Linked DNA regions of Homo sapiens: region 2 is linked to region 1. A link is a contact called in ENCODE Hi-C or POLR2A ChIA-PET data. All regions are on one chromosome and are shown on one strand. The core of a region is the stretch at or near the end of the contact, and the rest is flanking DNA. Distances in the headings are between cores, read along the strand shown.

Region 1 (3,442 bases), core at 589-3,088:
TTCTCCTGCTTCAGCGTCCCAAGTAGCTGGGATTACAGGTGCACACCACTATGCCTGGCTAATTTTTTTGTGTTTTTAGTAGAGATGAGGTTTCCCCATGTTGGTCAGGCTGGTCTTGAACTCCTGGGTCTCGAACGCCTGGCCTCAAGTGATCCACCCACCTCGGTCTCCCAAAGTGCTGGGATTACAAGCATGAGCCACCGTGCCTGGCCAACTTTTTTTTTTTTTTTTTTTTAAAGAGACAGGGTCTTGCTCTGTTGCCCTGGCTGGAATGCAGTGGCACAGTCTTGGCTCACTGCAGCCTCGACTTCCTGAGGTCAAGAGATCCTCCCACCTCAGCCTCCCTAGTAGTGGGACTACAGTCATGTGCCACCACACCTGGCTAATCTTTTAATTTTTTGTAGAGATGGGATCTTGCTGTGTTGCTCAGGCTGGTTTTGAACTCCTGGTTTCAAGTGATCCTCCCTCCTCTGCCTTCTGAAGTGTTGGGATTATAGGTATGAGCCACCACATCTGGCTGTGGGTGTGACCCTTGACCTTACCATTCAATAGTTGGACAAGTTGCTTAACCTCGCTGAGCATCAGCTACCTATCTGTGTATGTGCTTATTCATTTCCCATTTGTTTTTTATTAATAGCCCTGTCTATAAAGTACCTGTCACTATGCCTGGCACTAAGTGGTGCTCAAAAAATACTTCTGCCTCCCTTCCTGCCACCCCCTACCTGCCTACCCTACATAAGAGAAGGGTAAGGAGAAGATCCTCCTGCTTCTGTAGAGGGAAAATGGCCTTAATTAGAGCTTTATGTGAACTTCTTTAGTTGCTGATATTGCTTTTCTGAGCCACAATCTGTGGACCTCCTCTGAAGCTGCCTCATCAGGAGCGACTTTGATATTTAGTGTTTGGGCACATCTCTGCTTCATCCAAGGAGTAAAAGAGGGTTTAAAATCTCATCAGGGCACAGAATGCCTGCTTCTGCCCCTGTAGCCTTGCCTCCCCTCCCTTCTTTCTTTGGGTGGGTCACTCGGGGGGCACTGTCTGCCCTGGGGATTACTCATTTCTTTCAGGGGGTCCTGGTTGTTTGGTTCAGTGTCTTTACTGGGGAAAGGCTTTTGTGTTTGTGCCTGCCTGGGCCTGTGCTGGGAACTTTTATTTTGGAAGCCTGGAGCACTCAGACAAGGTGATATCTTTTTAGACTGTTTCTGGCTGTAGGCCAGCTTATCACTATGGCTACCACCAGCTTAAAGAATGTCAGGACAGAAAGTAACTTCTGTAAGAAATTTGGGAGAGAAAGGGGGAAGGGGAGAGAATTGTTTGGCTTAAGGTCATGTAGGGAGGAGAACAGCTCTAAGTAGAACTCTTTGATTTGGATACAGCTTCGTTTTCCTTCTCTCTGAAATTTTATTTTTTCAGTCAACAAATGTATATAAAACATCTGTTACATTCCAGAGACTGTTAGGCCCTGAGATACAGTGTCAGATAGGGTTCCAGCTTAGAGTGTACTGATGAATATGTCAAAGTTAGTAAAATTACACTTGGAATAAGTGTATTGAAAGAAAGAGTTAAGAACATCTGAGAGGGATTTGACTTGGTCCTAGGGCTAAGAGGGTATCATAGAAGGCTTCTTTGAGGAAGTGATGTTCGAGTAAATATTGTGAAGACCAAACAAGTATTTACCAAGCAGAGTGACAGGACGTTGAGGAAAATTTCAGGCTGAGGGCCTGGATTTGCAAAGGCTCTGGAAGCAGGCAGTGGGTGGGGAGTTTTATGAGGAACTGAAAGTATGGTTGGAGCACAGAGAGTGAGAGGAGCCAGCTGAGGTTGGAGGGGTTGGTGAGGGCAGGCCTTGTCAGCTGTGGCATGGCATTTCATATTTACCTGGAGAACAGGGGAAGCCTTTGGAGAGTTGGTGGTGGTTTTGGTGGTTTTGGATTTGCAAATGAGCAGCACCCTTTTGGACACTGGATGGATTTTGTTGAGGGAGTGAAAATGAAGATCAGAAAAGGAACATTACTGTAATAGGTTGTTTTCCTTCAGTCAGCTAAATGGCAATCTTGAGACTAATCTCCTTTAGTGTGGCCTTGTTCCTCCTGATTCATGTGCTCTCTCAGTGCCAGTAGTCAGTGTGTTGTTGGGGCACCTGGCCACTCAGCAGACATGGTGGCCCAGGGTGCCAGCACTTGGCATCTTTCCATCTGCACAGAAAAAGGCCTGGAGGTTTCAGGCTTGTCACATGTTAACGGCTGACAGCTACAGAGTCCTTTGTAACCTGCTGTGTCACCATCCCTCTCTTGGCTGTCACTACTGGGTAAGGGCTACCCCCTTCACCTTAGACCACTTAAGCCACTGACACTGGCAACTCCCAGAGATGTGATGTGCCAAGTTAGCAAAGCCAGCACCTGTGGTTTGTGTAACATTCAGTTCTGGTTGATGTAGATGTGCACATGTTCTCTCTTGGCAGCAACCAATGTCTGGAGGGCCAGAAATGGGCTGGAGTTGTTCCTCCCACTGTGTGTCCAGGAAAACTGAGGTTTAGGAGTTGCCTGTGGTATAAAGAAAACTGGGTCAGAGTTACGTGCTGCCAGACCAAGTGTTAAGTGCATGGTGGGCGGGTATAGACCCTAGACCAGACTCTTTAGTGATACTGTGGCCTTGCCCACTACTCCTTTCACTTATTCATCTGGAAGGCCATGCTGCATAGTGGTTAGGAGCTTGGCCCTTGGACTGGGGCTGACTTTAGTTAGAATCTCAGCTTCTCGGCTGGGCGCGGTGGCTCATGCCTGTAATCCCAGCATTTTGGGAGGCCAAGGCAGGTGGATCACGAGATCAGGAATTCGAAACCAGCCTGACCAACATGATGAAACCTCATCTCTACTAAAAATACAAAAATTAGCCAGGCACGGTGGTGTGTGCCTGTAATCCCAGCTACTCAGGAGGCTGAGATAGCAGAATCGCTTGAAAGCAGGAGGCGGAGGTTGCAGTGAGCCGAGATGGTGCCACTGCACTCCAGCCTGGGTGACAGAGCCAGTCTCAAATAAATAAATAAATAAATAAATAAAATAAAGGCCAGGCGTGGTGGCTCACGCCTATAATCCCAGCACTTTGGGAGGCCAAGGCAGGTGGATCACAAGGTCAGGAGATCGAGACCATCCCGGCTAACATGGTGAAACCCCATCTCTACTAAAAATACAAAAAATTAGCCGGCTGTGGTGGCGGGCGCCTGTAGTTCCAGCTACTCGGGAGGCTGAGGCAGGAGAATGGCATGAACCCAGAAAGCGGAGCTTGCAGTGAGCGAAGCTTGCGTCACTGCACTCCAGCCTGGGCGACAGAGTGAGACTCTGTCTCAAAAAAAAAAAAAAAAAAAAAAAGAATCTCAGCTTCTCCACTTGGAAGCTATGTGACCTTGGACTATTTACTTTGCTTTCCTGCCCATTAATTTTCTCA
Region 2 (3,369 bases), core at 865-3,364, 86 kb after region 1:
TTCTTTTCCACTTTTGCTCAGCATGGAAATGAGAGTCAGGTTGGAGGTGGGTTGTACAGAAACACGATGTGTTCACTCCATCAGCAGGAAGAGCAAATAAATAGCTTCATTTACTACTTTCCTGGCAGAAATTGTTTCCGCTGCAGGTGAGGGCTGGTTTATGATGATACCCTCCCCATTTCATGTTTAAACCTGAAACATGATCCAGGACTGGCTTCCTGAGAGGAGGAACACTTATTTCTGATTCTAGTTCAGCCCATGACAGATGTGGAGTATGTGTGGATTTGAAGACAGTGGGGGAAAGCATGGGACTTTTTGATGTGGAGTAAAGCCAGAGAAGGAAAATTCATCTACTCACAGTATGTATTGAGCTTCTCTTTGCCATGCACTGAAAATTTATAGGGTAAAGATAGTGGGAATGTGGACTGGTTCAACAAATCCTGTTCAGTAGAGCCTGACATCATGTGATCCCAAGGGAATTAAATTTGGGACAAATGAAAGAAAATTTACCTCACACAGTGTGTTGTAGATACAGAGTTGAAAGGATTTAAAAGTACCTTAGAAAAATGTAATGGGTAAGGGATTGAAAGAGTTTTGAAGACCTCCATTAACCATCACGGAGAAGAACCAATCTCTTCTATCCTCAGCGCAATGGCCAGGGTATGGAGATTGTGTCAGGTTATTACCTTTTCACACACACGGACTGGGTTAGTGTGGGAAGAGAGATGGAGCTAACTGCGCTCTGAAGGATTGTGGACGGCACCTGTTCAATAACACCTGTCTCCCTGTGTTAGAACTTGATTTATCTCTGTCTTAGTACATTTTATGCTGCTGTAACAGAATAATTGAGACTGGGTAATTTCTAAAGAGCATAGATTTATTTCTTACAATTCTAGAGACTGGGATATCCAAGTTTGAGGAGCTGCATCTGTTGTGGGCCTAGTTGCTGTGGCATACGTGGCCAAAGGCATCATGTGGTGACAGAGCAGGTGCTGGAGAGAGAGCAGAATGGGGCTGAACTTGCCTTTTGTGGGGGGGAACAAAAGAGACGGAGTGTTGCTATGTTGCCTGGGCTGGACTCCTGGGCTCAAGCAAGTCCTCGCGTTTCAGCCTTCCATGTAGTTGGGAAGCTAGGACTATAGGGGCACACCACTGCACCCAGCTGGACTTGCTTTTTTAATAAACTACTCTTGCGAAAACTTACCCACTCCTGTGATAGTGACATTAATCATTCATGAGGGCAAAGCCCTCATGACCTAATCACCTCTTTCAACATTGTCACATTCAGGATTAAGTTTCCAACACATGAACTTTGGAGGCCACATTTAAACCATAGCAACCTCATAATATATTTTAAAGCTTCCATAGAATATACTTCCCAAAGAATGAAGTCATACTGATTTGAGGCCTGAACAAGGTCATTAGGAGCAACAAAATGTAAGATAAAAGGTATTTCCCTTGTGCCTGGCACTCTCCATCTCCTGTTGTTTTCATGTTCCCGTTGTCTTGAGCCCAAAGATGTAGCGGTTCTGCTTTCTGTTTTTGGTGTGGTGCCCATCATACCTGTGGTGTTCTCTGAACAAAGGCCTGTTCCTGCTGGGCACAAAAATTGGGCTGGGCTTGGGGCTATAGATTTCTTTTGGAGATAAATAAGCAGGGTATCTTGCATCCCCTTCCATTTCGCCTGTCTCAAGGAAGAGGCCAAGGGTCCCCTCTTTTTGCAAGTAAAACAGAATGTACTTTCTTAAAACGATTTAAATATCACAGTTGGGTTCAATTTATCTACAGAAATAGACTTATATAAAAGGAAAACTTACAAAGGAGAAATTTCTACCAAATAATGGGCTCCCTTTTTGTTAAAATTTTTTTCCTACCTTTTTCAAGGTCATCCAGTTTAAAGTCTGAGTGTCCAAGAAAGAAGGGAGGGGAGGCCTAGAGGGAGAAGGGAAAGTAGAAGAAACAGAAGTACTTATAGATTCTTTAGGGTAAATCTGAAGTCTTAGTGATCATATGCTTTTTATCAGTACCAGCGATGCAGCCTGCCAGGGGTTTCCCCTCCTTGACCTTTTTCTTCACCTCCTGCTCCCATACTCCCGTTGGATGGTCAGGCAAGGAGGGCTGGCCTCAAGAACCTCAGCTATTCTAAGTCCTTAGCTCTGCCTGTCTGCTGTTTCAGCCAAACTAGATGGCCTAAGATCTCACACAGTCCACTTACTCCCATTTCCAGCCTTGGTGTGAACCCTTTCCCCCATCTGCAGGGCTGTATTGCAAATTACAGCTGTGAAACAAATTGCCACCAACTTAGTGGCTTCAAACACCGTCTCATTTATTATTTCATAGTTGATGTAGGTCAGAAATCTAGGTCCTGGTTAGCCGAGTCTTCTGTTCAGGGTCTCACAGCCTGAAACCAGGGTGTTGGCCAGCCTGTGTCCCTTTCTGGTGGCTCTGGAAAAGAATCTACTTCCAGGCTCATCCAGGTTATTGCCAACATATCTTTGCAGTCACTTCCTAGAAGTCAGACTTCTGGGTCAGAGGGTAAATGCAGTTATAATTTTATTAGATGTTGTCAAATTCCCCTTTATAGGGGCTGTATATGCAAATTTCATTTCCCTAGTCTCGCCTGCAAAGTACTTACAACCTAATAGGTGGAAAGCAGTTTTCTACTGTAGTTTTATTTTATCTTTGTCATGTGATGAGCAAAGTTGAACATCTTTTCATAGAGTCAAATAGCATTGTATTTCTTTTTCTGTGACCTGCCTGTTTATATCTGTAGTCTTTTTTTTCTATTGTGTTTTTGGTCTTTTTCTCCTTATTTTTTAAAAGTTTTTTATATATTGGGGATATTAACACTCTATGATATTAAATTGCAGATACTTTACCTAGTTTGACATTTGTCTTTTTTGCTTATGATATTTTTCCATGCATTTTTATTTTTTATAAAACTTTTTATTTTTGCATAATCAAATTAATATTTTTGTGATTTCTTTTGGATTTTGAATTATAATTAGGAAAGTTATTTACTTTCAACAAGTTGTTGCCACCAACTTATAATTAGGAAAGTTATTATTTACTACTCCCAGATTATAGAGTAGTTGACCTATGCTTTCTTTTGGTACTTATATGTTTTCATTTTGTATATTTAAAGATTTAATTTGTTTGGAATTTATCTTGACATGTAGGCATAAGACATGGGGTTAATTTTTACCTTTTTCAGTATGTCTGTTGAGTTATCCCAACACTGCTTATTAAAAAGTTTGACTTGGCCAGGTGCAGTGGCTCACTCCTGTTACAATCCCGGCCCTTTGGGAGGCTGAGGTGGGCAGATGGATTGAAGCCAGGTATTTGAGACCAGTCTGGGCAACAGAGAGA

Evidence for each region. Hi-C counts contacts between places; a loop is a spot of excess contacts on that map. ChIA-PET counts read pairs that join two places held with the same protein, here RNA polymerase II (POLR2A). Pooled maps may share reads with other maps.
Region 2: a map with no recorded cell type shows a loop between it and region 1 (5-fold over the local background). The contact joins two enhancer-like sites. A Hi-C loop is called at or near these places in 1 of 168 maps with a recorded cell type or tissue (esophagus muscularis mucosa), 8 of 37 single-sample maps with no recorded cell type and 4 of 50 pooled maps. POLR2A ChIA-PET finds 5 or more read pairs at or near these places in 1 of 52 experiments (A549).

Annotation. Positions count from the first base shown.
Region 1 is chr5:139,176,852-139,180,293 of GRCh38, reverse strand. The region is part of intron 1 of SIL1 (SIL1 nucleotide exchange factor); the gene reads left to right. Among named protein-coding and RNA genes, the nearest start is that of SIL1, 20 kb to the left of the region's middle. Within about 2 kb of position 1,838, at least 26 of the 41 ENCODE cell types and tissues checked have a DNase peak (open chromatin) inside an H3K27ac peak, as active enhancers do.
Region 2 is chr5:139,090,801-139,094,169 of GRCh38, reverse strand. The region is part of intron 3 of SIL1 (SIL1 nucleotide exchange factor); the gene reads left to right. Among named protein-coding and RNA genes, the nearest start is that of SIL1, 110 kb to the left of the region's middle. Within about 2 kb of position 2,114, at least 4 of the 41 ENCODE cell types and tissues checked have a DNase peak (open chromatin) inside an H3K27ac peak, as active enhancers do.